Regions from separate parts of the Homo sapiens genome. Here region 2 is linked to region 1. A link is a loop called in an ENCODE intact Hi-C map of the cell type or tissue named here. Cell type or tissue: HepG2. All regions are shown on one strand. Links, peaks and the distances in the headings refer to the core of each region. The heading gives the core; the rest is flanking DNA. Region 1 overlaps LOC101929710 (a long non-coding RNA gene). Region 2 overlaps CAST (calpastatin).

Region 1 (8,346 bases), core at 262-8,261:
AGATTTGCTCCAAGCTCTACGCAGTATATACTATGACTATTTTCCATTTAGAAATTAACTTACATTACAGCTGTAAGTCTATATACTGAACTTATGATGCTCGTTACTAAATGAATGATAATGGACATGAAATAGTCTGTAATTCATAGTCAAAATCTACCATTGCTATGTTTGTCTAAGGAAGCTTCAGTGAGTATACTTCAGATGCATATGAAGTTAGAAAAACAGTTAACAGAAATAGTTCAGTAGAGAAATCCTGATCCTAGGACTAATAAAACTAGATTTTCTTAAATCCAAATGCCTGTGAGATTCTATGCAGAAGGATAATTTGTATCCAGCATGTAAATAATCATGATTCTCAGAAGGAATTATTTGCACTTTAATTGCTCTTAGTAATGGAGAGTTGTGTCTTCTTATTTGTCCCCTTGTCATTAGAAAGTATCACTTACCATACATTTAATTCAAGTTTTCATCTTAAAAAATGTTACTCTAGAAATCTTGATCACAATCTCCTTTCATTCCTGCCCACTCCCATCCCCCCACCCTCCACCCCACCCCTCCACCCTGCTTGGTTTTGGTTTGTTGTTTTGTTTTTTACAAATCAGTGTATAACTCACTAAGGCTCAAGATACTATGTTTGAAACCTGAAAGCCAGCCTGAAGGTCAAATTCGAAATAACAATTTTCTTTTTGAATTTGAAGTCTCATTAGTGTAAGTGCCAGGATAACAACCCACAGTCTTCTTAATATAGTGGTTCCCATTTACATACTGTATCCTTAAACCACCTCTATTATCCCTTTCTGGGTGTTTTTCTTTCAAATGGTGCTTGTTTTACTTAAATAAACTTTCTTTAGATTAAACTTTCAGATAATGACTTCAAGTGGAAAACCAGTATCCTCTGTCATAATAAATGATATCCAGGAAGAGAAGTAATGGTAAAAACAATAAAATATTATTGAATTCTAGCTAGGAACATGAACCTACCACGGCACTGAGCCTAAATCTTTTTCTCCTTATGTTAAGTGTTAAAGATATGTTGAATACACTAAATGGAGACTTTCTCTAGACAGTATGATGAGTACAGGGAAGTTGAAAAGAACTTTCTCACAATATGATTTCGTGGATTTAATAGCTTCTCCCAACCAAAAATTACCTTTACCTTAGAAAAAAATTCCTTGATAAAATCAACTCAAATCCCCTAAGTTTAACAAGTGATGGTGGTAATGTACAGTCCTCAATGTGAGACCAAACTGAATCCAAGGCTGTATTCCCCAAGATTCTTCTTCCTCACTAATTCTCACTAATATAGAGTGGCTGCCGCCACCACCACCATGATGCCCTCCAGGTGTGCCCTCCTGGACATTCTGGCTCAAGCAAACACAGGCCTCCTTCCTTAATTCCTCTGAGGACACATGGGAAGAGCCTGGAAGTTTAAATATGACTTCATAGACAAATAGGATAATAAAAAGGAAATAAACAGAAAAACTTAACTCATCTGCTTTTTCATTGTTGGTTGGGGGTGTTTTTGAGGCAGTGGTTCCCCAACTTTTAGCACATATGGAAACCAGCTGGGGATTGTTAAAACAGAGTGCTGGGCCCACCCCCATATTTTCCAATGCAGCGGGGCTGGATTGGGGCCTGAGAATTTACATTTTGAACAAGTGCTCAGGTGAGGCTGGGGCTGCTGATCTGGAAGCCACTCTTGGAGAACCACTGTCCTTAGAAGACGCATTGCTGCCTGGCTTCTGCCTACCTGCCTTTAAGCCAGGTCCATATTTCAGGTCTATTTGGAGACTTGTCAAAGGACAGACCCTAATTATAAAATGGAAAGGCAGCTAGTCCCATACATAAGATTGAATTGAATTCTCTTTTTCTTGCAAGCTAGCATAGATTGGTTCTTCCCTCATAGCTAGCCGTATGACTCCTTCTCATTGAGATCACCCAGCCATATCTCCTCAATTCTTTATTTCCCACATTTGCACATCTCTGAAAATGGGATGTGTTTCACAATCATGCCACAAACGCCCTGAGCCTACGGGAATCCTGTTGTACTTGTTCATAGTATCATTGCTTCACTGAGTTATGTGCATTTTTGGTACCGCATAAGTTGATTCCATTGCCATTTAAAATGTCTTTAAAATTATGATACTGTAATTGAGCATTGAGACAAAAAGTTATTGTGTATGAAGAAAGGTGTGGGAATAGGGCAATGAAGCTTACATTTGGTATTGAAGGAAATATTTTGTTTCTAGAAGAATGATCACAATTTCATATTTTTAAAAAGAGCTATTAACAGTTTTATTTTAAAATAGCAACATGTACAATGCACTCATACATAGTTTGCAATTGTTAAAATGATGATGAAAATCTTTAACCTCACTAAAAAAAAACACATTTACAGATTTTAAAAATTCTTTTAGGGGGTACACAAGATAAAAATTTAAAGACCTCAGCTGTAGATTGCAATTTTCCAAATGGATCTCACAATACTGGCACCTAGCCAAAATAAATTCTTTAACCAAAGATAGGAAAATGAGAAAGTAGGACAACTTATTGATTTTTTAATAAAATGATGTTAAATGTTTTCAGTTTAAAGTTCTGTTCTATTTTCTGAAATTAAGGTGCTTGCTACCTTTTTAGGGGGTTGAGAGGAGTTTAGTTTGAAAATAATGATGTTAATATTAACATGCTTTTCTTTTTTCATTTCTACATTGCCTTTGAAAGCAACAGCTATGTGCTTTACAGGGCTTGCCTAAGGAGGCTACCTGTAAGGAGAAGAAGCTGAGTTTCATTTTGCTACTGAGAAACACACAAAGGATTGCCTTTAACTTCCTAAGCATTGCAACTGAAAGCAGAAGAAATTGCCAGATCCCTGCTGATTTATGAAATGCATTTCAAAGCCACAGAACTACCATTTTAGGCATTGCAGCACAATTTAATTGGCATTATTTTTCTTACTGGTCCAGAAAATAATGGTGTGATTTACAAATGTTGATGTCTTCAATTTGATCAAACACTGTATTTAAAATTGTATACCTCTTCCTGCTGATCTACTTTATCCTGCTCTACTGCACTATATGATTCACTAATTAACTCTAAATTTACCATCAGTCTCCTTCAGCTGGAAGATGAGCTCCTTGAAGGCAAGCATCTTTGTTTATTCATCGTAGGGTCTAGATAAACCAATGTTTAATACATAATTGTTGAATGAATTAATGACTGAAGGAATTGGATCGTAACCCCTACTTGAATGTAATTTTACACTTACCCTTGTGACCTTGATAGAACTAATAGTCCTGCCTTTGTCAGGCTGGCAGCTTTATGTCAAATCTACATTTTGGGTGTGTAGGAAGACTGGCCAAGGGACAATATCAAAGGCTAGTACCGCAAGCCCTAAAGCAATAGTGAAGAGTGACATAGTTTCTAGTGATGAGTCTGTATGTATAGGAGGGAAGTGGGCATTGGGATGAGGAAGGAATCAAGGATTATTCTCTTATAGCCATGGATATATTCAAATGTGTGGAATGAATGGATGAGTAAATGCAACATTTGACAATTTCTCCAAATATGGTTTTTTTTCTCATGTACTAATGGTTATATTTTTTAAGTGGTAATCTCATTACCTCTCCAAGACCAAGCAAGACATCAATCAAATTGTGTGAGAAGCAAATTCACACATTAACTTAACCATGAAAGCAAGCAGTGGCTCATGTGCCATGAAAAGAATTCAGATTCAAAGGAATGCGAATCAGGTAGCAGGCTGAGTAAATATTCTCACAATCAGACTATTCTCACAATCAGACCTTGACCTAGTGAGAAATTAAACATACTCTACTTTTCCTTTAGTCTTCATTTATTTTTGCTTAAGTTTGTGGGGGATATGCTGGCTTAATTTGCATCTGATGATTGTATTTCTTCTTGGGAGAAATGGAACAAGTGACTAATACCTACCAGGTGGATGGCAGGTAGGCAGAGGTGAATGGAAGCAGAGCCAACACATTTTCTGTGCCAAGTACAATTCCCCAGGCTGAATTATATTTCAAATTTGTTTGCATTGGTTCTTTCATTATTGCTTACACAAATAGAGCTGAAAAACCACATGGTTAAGTACAGAATACCGTGATATAATGACTTGTAGACACAAGGGGTCAGCATTTGAACACAGATGATTTGGTCGAAGTCTTGCCTTGTTCCCTTCTGCTGCTCTACTCTGGCTTGATGTGCTTATGTGTATGAGGGTAGATATGGAAATGAAATTCAATTTGTATTTTGCACATCGCTTTCTTTTCCAGTTTAGAATTTTGAGATCTCCCTTTTATATTTAATCAGTCTGTTATTGTCATGGGAGATGATATCTAACAAGGAGTCTTACCAGTCTCACTGGCCCCAATGGTTTCAGCAAACTTCAGTGACCTCCAGATATACGCTAATTTTTCTCTTCCCAAAAGAGCTTCTTAACCTAATCTACTCTTTTTTGAAGAGTCTTAACCTAACCTACTCTTTTTTGAAGAGTCCCTAATCTATGCTTGCTTAATACATGTGTTGGATGATACACTATTTTACTGATACAAATCTACCAGAAACAGGAGATTTGTGGTTGGAGAGATTGTATCTTGATTCTGAGCTTATTCTGAGCTTTCGACTTAGCATTGGGCTCCATTATAATTGCTCTGTCTTTGATCTGTCCTTTCACTTTCTACGTCTAACTCAGTGCAAATGCATGCTACAGTATCTCTTAAGAAACACTATATTATTCCCATAATTAAAAATTATTACAGTAAAATTCACTTTTTTGGGTGTACAGTTCCTTAGCTGGGTATCACTGGCTCAGGGTCTCATGAAGCTGTAATTGAGATGTCAGCCAGAGCTGCTCTCCCATCTGAAGGCTTAACTGAGGGAGAATCCACATTTGCTCATGTGGCTATGGGTGGGATTCAGTTCCTCAGGGACTGTTGGACTAGGGACTTCAGTTCCCTGCTGGCTGTTGCTGGAGGCTTCCCTCAGTTCCTTGTCATATCTCCATAGGGCAGAGTGACCCAGATGACACAGCTTGTTTCCACACAGGTGAGAAAGTGAGAGACTGAGAGAAAGATGAAAGTCAGGGTGTTTTTGTAACCCATGTAAAAGTGACATCCCATCATGTTTACTGTATTCTATTTATTGGAAGCAAAAGTAGGGAGGATTACACAACAGTGTGAACATCAGAAGGCAGGGATCACTGGGGACCATTTTAGAGGTTGCCACCATAAAGGCTGTCACAATGATCCAATTGAGAAATGATGGAGTTTGCATTTGGGTGGTGCCAGTAGGCTAACATCCTCCGATTGCAAAATATGAGTGACATTTAGAAGAATAAAATTGCTAAAACATGATGGTTGATTGGCTATGGTAGATAAAGGAATAAAAAATTTTGAAGAAGACTCCAGATTTCGGGCTTGAGCTCCTGAGTAGATGGCAGTACTATTCACTTATAATGATATTCTGCAGGAAGGCAGAGATCGTGACTGCTGTTTCGGACATATTAGCTTGCAAGTACCTGTGAGGCATCTAATTTGAATATCAGGCAGGTGGTTAGATATTCAGATTTTGAGCTTATAAGAAAGTTGTGGATCAGATAATGGATTTGGCTTTTGTCACTGTAGAGATTGTAATTGAAGCCTGTCTTAGGTCCAGTTTCTAGGAGCACAAATTTCCCAAATAACAAGTGAGTCAGTAGGAATGAAGTGAACAGACTCTTTCTAGTTCTACCCCTTGACTCCTGGATTCGTATATTCTACCACTGGATACACAGTACCACATAATGACCATTGGTAGAAGGTATATACTACATCCTAAAGCAACACCCAAACCTCATAATGTATCGTCTGTAAGCTGGCACCTCAGTTGTGACTTTAAGAAACTGTTCCAATCTCTATCAAAATAGCAATATCTGGGCTATACAGTATGTGGGAATTGGTGGGTTCCATACTCACGCACCTGTTCTGTGACCCCCATCTGTCATAAGTTGGCTTCCTGGTCTGATGCAATATTATTCAGGATTCCATGTCAGTAAATCAAGTACTCTGTGAGTCTTTGAATAGTAGGTGTGAATTGAGGCACTGCGGGCAGAAAGGCAAACCTATACCCAGAAAATATGCTATTCCTGGATAAGACAAATCACTTCTCTTTTCAAGGTAGAAAAGGAATTATTTGCAACTAAATGGTGTCTTCTTGAGAGATAGCATACTGGGCATCTTTCAGACGGGTTTCAGCAGTGGCAGTAACTAGATCAGCATTGGTGGGAGGGAGACCCTTCCACTGGGCTCACGCAGAGCCTCCATTTGAATATCCGTGACTATTCTTTGAGGAGGCCCAGTGTGCCAGCCCTGGTGTGGCCAGGGCTACCTGACATTTACCAGTCAAGTCATCCTGTCCATCTAGTTTTGTAGAGCCTCTTCTACAGTGAATACTCCCTAATGGACATTAATGCATGATACACAGTTTGCCCATTCCTATGGGTCCATGAACCTGTTTCTACTCCAGATCTCTTTGTTCCCAATCTTCCAATCCAAATAGTTCAATTCCAAATGATCCATTCTGCACTGCTCAGAAGTCCGTGCTTATCCTTCCTTCAAGCCACTCTCTTCACACAAAGTGGATGACCAGGTGCACTCCTGTTCAAAGCTGGGACCTCTGTCATGCAGCAGCAGTCTATTTTTGTTTGTACTAGCATACCAAGCTGGTCTATCTGTAAATCAGACCTTGGTTTTTTTCTCTCCTTCATCACTGGCGGGTCCTCAGTTATTATACAGAACCATTTTGGCATACCTGCATCTTGGGCTTTTGAATCTCTTCCTTAGAACTCTGGCAAGACTACTCTGGTACCTCCACCTCATTTAATGTGAGTCAGCCTTATCATCCCACACCAAGTTCCTAAGAGTCATCCCAGCAATGGAATAAGACCAGTTCTAAACCCCACAGGAAATCCTCTGAAGGGTCATTGGGAGCAAAAGTGAACTAAAACCAGGGAAGAGGCACAGAGACTGGTAAAGATGATTTGAAGAGAGCTGTGCAGCCACTAACCGTGTCTACTATGAAGCCATCAGGGTGGATGATGTGGAGAGAGGGTGAAGTGAGAAGAACACAGTAGTTCAGAGAGAGCCCTCCCTACAAAACCCCCAAACCCCAATAGTTAATGATTAATAGAGAAAGTATTGCCTACAAATAAGACAGAAATCGAGTTTCAAAAGATGATGCCAGACAATGTTTTAAGTAAAGGATTATTTCATTGAATTGGCAGATGCTGAGTCATTAAGTAAGCTGAAAAGTTCAAATGCATTCATCGGATGTAGTATCATGGAGGTCAATGATGACCTTGTCAAGGGCAGTATCAGTGGCATGGTGGGCCCAGGAGCCAGATTTAGAGTAAGAGTTGGAGGAAAGTAAATAAAGCCAAGTAAAGAAAGGTAACAGAAGAAGGAAGGGAAGAAATAGGATGATGGATGGAAAGGACTATAGGATTAAGGGAATATTTTATTCTACTCTTTGTTTTGTTTTTAAATTTGGAGAGACATGAATAATGCTAGTTTGAAGGAGGCCTGGGAGAGAGAGGGAGAGGGAGAGAGAGAGAGAGAGGGAGAGATAGAGAGATTTGTTGGTGCCTGATTCCTAAGGAGAAGACTCTAGGGAAAAAGATTCTAAGTCCAGATGAAGGAATTGCTTTTGATGGTAAGGGACAATCTCCATATTGCAACAGAAAGGTGGAGAAAATGATAGTTTTGGGATTTGATGGTGGGAAGTTGAGGCTATATAGTTCCAATCAGATGGTTTATTTTCCCCCAGTAGAAGACAGGGTCATTTGCTAAGAGTTCATGGGTTGGAGAAAGTAAGAGGATTGAGGATGGTGGACAGTGTCTGAAAGAAAGGACAGATGGTGTACAGAGGAGGCAGATGGCAATGGCAATGAGGAAGACAGAGACTGTAAGCCTGGACTCAGCAGGTCCAGGATTTACAGAGGCTGGAAAAATATTTGTCTGGAACATGAACCCACTTCCAGCCCTGAGATACCTGGGGAATTAGGAAATATGCCACTTCTATCAAAAGGGCTGTAACGGAAGTGGTGTTCCACATGGGAAGTTAGGGTTAATTATGAGCAGAAAGTGCAAGGAAGACATGTTTGAGAATGTAGAAGAATTGTTTCATAGAGCTGGGGTTTCTGAAGAGTAAAATGAAGATTTTGGGAGTTTGGGAAGGACAGGGATTAAGTCAGGAAGGAGAAAACATAGAACATTACACAAACCAACAAAATATTCTATAATTTTTTTTTTCTGGTCTCTCTCTCATTTTTCTTTTCAACCAACAAGGACA
Region 2 (8,346 bases), core at 53-8,052, 390 kb after region 1:
TGATAAATTAAGAGGATAATTGACTTTAGCCTCTTCAAATAAAAATAAATAAATAAAAACCACTAGTTTGTGCTGATACTACCAAGCAGATAAAAAGGAAAGAAACAGCAGGAAGCATCGGACCCTAGTTTGTAATCTCTGACTGAAAAGTTCATGAAATGTTTAATCAAGTTTTATTCATGATTGTATATCTTGCCTATATTGAGAATGCATGCATGTACTTACTTGTTTTTGCACAAGTAATGTTTAGTTGGATAAAACTGTAAAATATCATACTAAAGATGCTAAGTTACAACCAGTTCTGTAGAAGCATTTCTAGAACTTTAAATTCGATCTCTGCATACAGGACTGTGATGTGCCCAGTAAAAATCCATGCACTAAATATTTACAATTTTGGGGGGATTATGTTGACAGAATTTCATAAAACTTTCCGTTACATCTGTGACTATTTGATCATAACTAAACATTGGATACATAGGAAAAAATGATATTCATGTAGTCTTTACACAGGGAAAGGAAAGGAATGAGAAATTAATTTTATTAATGGAAACCTTCGCTGAAAAAAACCTTCACTGAAAAAATGTAAACACAAACTGAAATATCTGCTTAGGACCTTAGAATGTAAGTGCCTACAGCTTCTTGGAGTTATACACATATGCATCGAGTAGATGCAATAGATGAATAGAATTGATATAATCATTTTAACCCTTTTTGTACATGTTACTTATTTGACTGACAGATAAAATAAAATTATACCTGGGGCTGTGCTCTTATATTAGGCCATTCCAGTCAGCCAACAGATGGAAGGACCACATCTTCCTAACAAGAAAAAACACAAAAAACAGGTGATGTTGTTCATTGTACTAGGGCATCTCTGTTTACTAACGGTTACATCACCCGCTCAGCATGTGCTAATAACTGCAATTCACAGTCTTCTGTTAACACTGAGATCCCATCATGGACTTTCTGTAGGCTTAGCTGCCCATCAGCCACATTCTGGCACTAAAAGTAATTTTCACTGCTTTCTGTGCCCTCAATTCTGTCACCATCCCATTGTTTTACACTGTCAGCCAAAACCCGTGATGAATATTTCACTGATAAAAACACCGTGTTAGTGGCATGGAAACACAGTGCCCTTGGCTTTGTGATGAAGGTTTTTATTTTCTGTTGCCCATTTATGTGTTACCATGTAAATAGTAATAAATCTTTACATATCTTTGATATACCTAGCAAGGAGATATAAATTGCTCCCTGAATAGTAAAGCAGAATATTAACTAGTATACCTAATTGTTTATCTAAAGAGTTGCAATTTCAAGCAAAGTGTAACAAACTTAACTGATAATGTTTATAATTACATTAAAAATCATCTCTTTTGAGTTTCCTCAGTTGAAGAAAATCTGTGATAGTCTTTGTAAACTATGTCTATCTTTCTTTTCTTCCTTCCTTTTTTTCTTTCTTTTTTTCTGAACTTAGGCTGTAAAAACAGAACCTGAGAAGAAGTCACAGTCAACCAAGGTAAATAGTTTAAGTCTGTTAGTTAGTTATTTGGATTCTTTTTAATAATAATGAATAATCAACTTCCTGCCTTGGCACAGCTGTGAATGGTAAAGGGGGTTGCTGGCTAATTTAATTAATTTTTAGACCCTTTTGAATGGCTGTGTACATGTAGAATATATAAAATATAACATTAAGTCCGTATATTGTTAAAAAGAATATATAATATTTTATAAATGAAAACTATTTCAGAAGCATTTTGTTCAAATCTAGTTTTTTGTTATATGTATAGTGATTGCTTTAAAAAAGAAAAAAGCAAGAGGAACAGAAGAAAAAAGGCAAAGAGTAGTAATGAATATCCAATTCCAATTCCAATGAGACATCAAGAATAAGGTGTCTGCTGAACTCAGCACCTAGATGGCTTAGGGATGAGAATCTTTCCTAAGAGGCTGGCTGGGTTTATCGTGACAGTCTTACCTCAGTTGGTGGAGCTAGTTAACAGTTACACAGGAGGCTAGCTTCTGTTACTTTCCTGACCCATGACTGTCCAGAATGAATGCCATTCTGCCTCTGCATGGAGGTGAACCCCAGGTTGTGTACGGCAGCACAAATGTTTCTCTTCAATAAGGTGCTGCATTTTATTTTGTCAAGCACTTAAAGCAAGTACTAAGACAAGACCACAAGGTTTCCTGTGGAAAAGCACAGATATTTGAGCCCAGGTACTTCAGGCACAGGTGAGGGTGAAAGGTGAGGCTTGTCTGATTTTGTGGAAGGCCTCCTGGTGGCCCCTGGGGATGGTAGAACATAGGGTACTCCGAGTGAAGAATTCAGCAGCTAAGTGGAAGTTGTCTTCTATTCCACTTTAAATACTTTTATCTACTGAATCGCAAGAAAATTGGGTTTCTGGTGGTAAGATCTTCTCTACTAACAAAGAAACAAAACTCTGTAAATCCTATGAAAGGAGTTTTTTTTTTTTTTTGCTTTTGAGACGGAGTCTCGCTCTGTCGCCCAGGCTGGAGTGCAGTGGCGCCATCTTGGCTCACTGCAAGCTCCGCCTCCCGGGTTCACGCCATTCTCCTTCCTCCGCCTCCCGAGTAGCTGGGACTACAGGCACCCGCCACCAAGCCTGGCTCATTTTTTTGTATTTTTAGTAGAGACGGGGTTTCACTGTGTTAGCCAGGATGGTCTTGATCTCCTGACCTTGTGATACGCCCGCCTCGGCCTCCCAAAGTGCTGGGATTACAGGCGTGAGCCACCGCGCCTGGCCTAAAATATATTTTCTAGAGTGGGATTAGCTGTCAACAAACTCAGTAGTCACATGGCTCATGTGTTATCTGTGTACATTTGTGAAAAACAACCAGTAATTTAGAGACATACGTGTATTTGAAAATATTATTCAGATGAAATACTGAATTTTTCATTATTCTGATAATCACCATTCTCAGAGACTGCTGACAGGGTTACTATTGACCTGATACCACATGTCTACTTCTGTGATCCTAAAGAGTGGGCCTGAGTGGGCCTAAGCGGGCTTTTCCTGAAAAAGGCAGAATGTTTTAGTTGGAATTTTGTTCTTGTTCTTGTTTGAAAGTATTACAAGTTGGATTCCAGTGTAATCAAGTTTAATCTTTTGAAATTGACAGCTGTCTGTGGTTCATGAGAAAAAATCCCAAGAAGGAAAGCCAAAAGAACACACAGAGGTAAATGATTATCATCAGGACTTAATTATAAGGCAACCTCTTTTGGTGGGATATAATTAAAATCTTTCATTAATTCAAAACTAATCCCTACAATGGATAGTTGGATATTAGTTTTTTCAGCTAAAATGGTGCCATCCTGTGGCAATAGCAGTGTTTACAATTTATGTGATTCTTGCTGAATTTTGGGGGAAGGATTTGCACTATTTCAAATTTTGTACCTAAAGTGAAATTGTCACATGTACATCACACTAATTGAAATTTACATAATTTAGAACCACAGACAGCACAACTGTTATGAACAATTTTTATTCTATAGAGAAAAGTATCAGTATTATGTTTAAGACTACCATCTTGTTAACAATGTCTTTATATGTGTGTGGGCACCTGTGTGTGTACTTTCAGCCAAAAAGCCTACCCAAGCAGGCATCAGATACAGGAAGTAACGATGCTCACAATAAAAAAGCAGTTTCCAGATCAGCTGAACAGCAGCCATCAGAGAAATCAACAGAACCAAAGGTAAATGAAGCAGATTGATAGGAAAACCTTAACATCAACTGGATAATAAGATACGGTTCCCCTGTTCACACTGAGGTGTGTAGTTCAATCTATGGGGCTGTGCTGAATATATTTTGTATTATAGTGATTTGGTATTATTATTTTGTTGGTTTTTCAAATAGACTTGTAGGAACTTGGATGCATGGATGGCTTGAGAAGGGCATCAGATTGGTCTAGGGGATGCGCTGTCCGTCCTTCTCCTACTGCCCAGCAATAACCAGCTGTGACTGCAGGGCAGCAGGCTCTGCTGTCTCCCAGACAGGCAGCTTTGGATTGAGGCTGCCTCCTGGACCCCCCACACCTGGGCTGGGGAACATATGTGCCCTGAATTATCTGGTTCTTTAAATGGAAATCCTAAAGCATTTTTAGGGTCGTGTTGTAGAAGAGCTGAACTTACAGAGCCAAAAATTAGAAATTGCTTCCATACTTCTGTAGTTAATAGCAGCCACCTTTTAGAAGAATTAACATCTACAAGAAATACTTTTTCATTGAGAGCACTTGGAAGATAATAACGAGGTCTGCTTCACAGTATATTTTATATCAGAGATCACAGATTTGTGATCTACCACTTAAATGCCACATGTATATTTTGTTTGGCTTACAATGTTGTTAAAAAATTATTTTTAATTAATTGCCAGCAATCAAAGTCAGGGCATTTCACATAACATCCCAAATTGTAACTTCTCTTGAAAAATCAGACTATCTAGTAAGAGTGAGCTCACGTGGCAACAATTGACTAGAGCCATTACACCTGGTATGTGTGCTCCAGTTTACCACAATCCTTACCTAGCCTGATTGACCTACGCAAGTTACCTGCGTGAACGTTTTAGGCTCTTGAGTCCAGCTTTATGTGGTGCTTAGCACTGCACCATGTACAATAGAAGTGAGCAAACATTCCCTTATGGTGTCCGTGAGGGTGAACTGGCAGATGTTAGTGACATTTGAAACTCATGATCTTGATAATAGCCATGCAGAGATACTTAGCTCTGTCAACCTTTTATCCTCACTGTCTTAGACTAAACCACAAGACATGATTTCTGCTGGTGGAGAGAGTGTTGCTGGTATCACTGCAATATCTGGCAAGCCGGGTGACAAGGTGAGCACACACAAGCAGACGGAAACGTGGGCCTCTGTGCTTCTCAAGTTTCTTTTATGAGAAACGTATGCTCAAATAACCTATCATCTGGCAAAACTGAACACTGCTTATATGTAAAATTTTGTGAAGAGCATGCATTTAAGGGATAGAGAGTGAACAAGATACCAAAAATAATTTGTAAATTTATATATTCAATAACTGCTTACTGAGTACATGCCATATATAACGTACTGATATCAATACCAAGGACATTAAAATGTGAGTTGACTCAGACTCTCCCTTCCAAATGTATAGATATGAAATAAAGCAAATACAATTTCCAGGAGCATTTGAATCGGCTTTTTCAGCTTTCAATGCTGATGCCAGCTGTCTTGATACTAGTGTATCACAACTATGACATCAACATGAATGGATATGAGAAGTTTTCAAAGGAAATATTTCAAGTCCTCTCAGGATGAAGTAGATGTGTTGAGCTGGGTGATTGTGGGCATAACTTCCTTAGATTTTTTGAAGAGCTGCTTCCAATACTTGCCCAGGAATATAAGATGAGAAGTTATCTACCTTTTCTACCCATAGCAATATAGAATTTTTTTTTTTACCTTATCCTTTAAGGTTTTTTTTTTTTTTTTTGCATTTATTTATTTATTTATTTTCATTATACTTTAAGTTTTAGGGTACATGTGCACATTGTGCAGGTTAGTTACATATGTATACATGTGCCATGCTGGTGCGCTGCACCCACTAACTCGTCATCTAGCATTAGGTATATCTCCCAATGCTATCCCTCCCCCCTCTCCCCACCCCTCCACAGTCCCCCGAGTGTGATATTCCCCTTCCTGTGTCCATGTGATCTCATTGTTCAATTCCCACGTATGAGTGAGAATATGCGGTGTTTGGTTTTTCGTTCTTGCGATAGTTTACTGAGAATGATGATTTCCAATTTCATCCATGTCCCTACAAAGGACATGAACTCATCATTTTTTATGGCTGCATAGTATTCCATGGTGTATATGTGCCACATTTTCTTAATCCACTCTGTCATTGTTGGACATTTGGGTTGGTTCGAAGTCTTTGCTATTGTGAATAATGCCGCAGTAAACATACTTGTGCATGTGTCTTTATAGCAGCATGATTTATAGTCCTTTTGGTATATACCCAGTAATGGGATGGCTAGGTCAAATGGTATTTCTAGTTCTAGATCCCTGAGGAATCGCCACACTGACTTCCACAAGGGTTGAACTAGTTTACAGTCCCACCAACAGTGTAAAAGTGTTCCTATTTCTCCACATCCTCTCCAGCACCTGTTGTTTCCTGACTTTTGAATGATTGCCATTCTAACTGGTGTGAGATGGTATCTCATTGTGGTTTTGATTTGCATTTCTCTGATGGCCAGTGATGATGAGCATTTTTTCATGTGTCTTTTGGCTGCATAAATGTCTTCTTTTGAGAAGTGTCTGTTCATGTCCTTCGCCCACTTTTTGATGGGGTTGTTTGTTTTTTTCTTGTAAATTTGTTTGAGTTCATTGTAGATTCTGGATATTAGCCCTTTGTCAGATGAGTAGGTTGCGAAAATTTTCTCCCATTTTGTAGGTTGCCTGTTCACTCTGATGGTAGTTTCTTTTGCTGTGCAGAAGCTCTTTAGTTTAATTAGATCCCATTTGTCAATTTTGGCTTTTGTTGCCATTGCTTTTGGTGTTTTGGACATGAAGTCCTTGCCCATGCCTATGTCCTGAATGGTAATGCCTAGGTTTTCTTCTAGGGTTTTTATGGTTTTAGGTCTAACGTCTGATCTTTGACAAACCTGAGAAAAACAAGCAATGGGGAAAGGATTCCCTATTTAATAAATGGTGCTGGGAAAACTGGCTAGCCATATGTAGAAAGCTGAAACTGGATCCCTTCCTTACACCTTATACAAAAATCAATTCAAGATGGATTAAAGACTTAAACGTTAGACCTAAAAGCAATATAGAATTAGTAATCAGTTTGGAGAGCATGTAATCAATTTGAAGCCACAAGTAAGCAAGTGAAGGAACAATGAGAAGATGGGAATGAAAAATGTAAAAGTAATATAGATTTATCTATACTTTTGCTTCTGTAAATGGGACAGATATCCTGCTACAGCTAAATGGTAAAGAAGGTCATAGGGAAAATGAGTTTTAGGGTAAAAGTATGGCACATCTCCCTGAAACATCATTTTTTTCCTTCTGGGATTTTGGGAGAAAAGGCACATTATTTTATCCAAATTAATACAGGTCTCCTATGGAGCAAAGGCAACATTTACAAAAACTTTTAAATGAAAATATCAAACTTAAAATTGTTTTTTCTTGCAATAGATCACTTGTATACTACCTTGAGACTCATAGCCTCACTCCAGGAAGACACAGCACTCTCTTGCACCAATGAGGAATGCTTACATGAAATGGTTTGAAAATGGATACATTTAAGGCAGAAGATTAGATACGTTAAAATAGATTTTTAAATGTAATCAATGTTTTCAGTTTGGAAATGGATAGATTTAAGGCAGAGGATTAGGCCCGCTAAAATAGATTTTTAAATGTAATCAAAATTTACAGTTTTGAGCTAAATGTAAATTAACCAGTGTTATAAGTGAAAACTAAACAATAAAATTAGGAGAGGCTTATGTGGAAGTCTGCCGTGCATTGACTTGTGCTGGAACTTGCAGCAAGTCATTTTACTTTACGTTGCCTCTGATTCTTCTCCCATTAAATAGGATTTAATGACTTGCCTTCTTATTTTAGTACATAGCATGTTTAAAGTACCATAAGGCAGGCAGATCACCTGAGGTCAGGAGCTCAAGACCAGCCTGACCAACATGGAGAAACCCCGTCTCTACTAAAAATAAAAAATTAGCTGGGCATGGTGGCACAGGCCTGTAATCCCAGCTACTCAAGAGGCTGAGGCAGGAGAATTGCTTGAACCCGGGAGGCAGAGGTTGCGGTGAGCCAAGATCGCACCGTTGCACTCCAGCCTGGGCAACAAGAGTGAAACACTGTCTCAAAAAAATAAAATAAAAAACTAAATAAGGTACCATGGTTGGTTCTGCAGGATGCACTAGCTATAGGCTGGCCTGTCTAGGGGGTGGGGAAAAGACAATGTACCTGGGGCTGTATTTCAATCAGATGAAGAAAGGCCCCCACAAGGTGTTATTTGGTGAGGAATGAAGGGATTCTATCTAATTCAGGGAATCCACAAGAGCTTTGGAAGAGTAGATCCAAGTTCAGTTAGGCATGGAAGGATAGCTGGGATTGCAGGTGTTGAAAAGTGTAAGATGTGTTCTGGGCACAAAGTACATTCCAACGTGGGTGAAGCACAGAGGAAGTGAATGGTGGGGCTGTAAGACCAGAAAGACAGGTTGAGCACTGCTGTGGAGAACCCTAAGGTGAATTTGTACATGTGGTGATTCAGCTGACAGCGGGTAGCCTTTGAGAACCTGAGAGAACAGATGGGGTGATGCAATTGAATCCGAGCTGCAGAAGGAT

What was found. Hi-C counts contacts between places; a loop is a spot of excess contacts. Peaks named below come from ENCODE experiments on the same cell type or tissue, not always from the same donor. Only the 100,000 strongest peaks of a DNase experiment are listed, where the experiment ranks them.
Region 2: it touches region 1 in a loop (4-fold over the local background); 11 of 110 quality-filtered maps call a loop at or near these places.

The regions. Positions count from the first base shown.
Region 1 is chr5:96,340,791-96,349,136 of GRCh38, forward strand. All of the region lies in intron 3 of LOC101929710 (a long non-coding RNA gene), which reads left to right. LOC107986365 (a long non-coding RNA gene) reads left to right here. Exons shown (of 2, transcript XR_001742457.1): 2 at 2,725-3,559. It also overlaps a transcript of CAST not described here. Among named protein-coding and RNA genes, the nearest start is that of PCSK1, 88 kb to the right of the region's middle. In HepG2, for the core only: a CTCF peak has its summit at 4,146 (motif pointing right); a DNase peak (open chromatin) is centred at 4,161.
Region 2 is chr5:96,726,015-96,734,360 of GRCh38, forward strand. It overlaps CAST (calpastatin), which reads left to right. Exons shown (of 32, transcript NM_001750.7): 5 at 780-845; 6 at 1,475-1,516; 7 at 3,139-3,195; 8 at 3,598-3,711; 9 at 4,766-4,846. Among named protein-coding and RNA genes, the nearest start is that of CAST, 68 kb to the left of the region's middle. RefSeq lists an enhancer at 8,010-8,346. In HepG2, for the core only: a CTCF peak has its summit at 3,339 (motif pointing left); no DNase peak of the experiment used is centred there.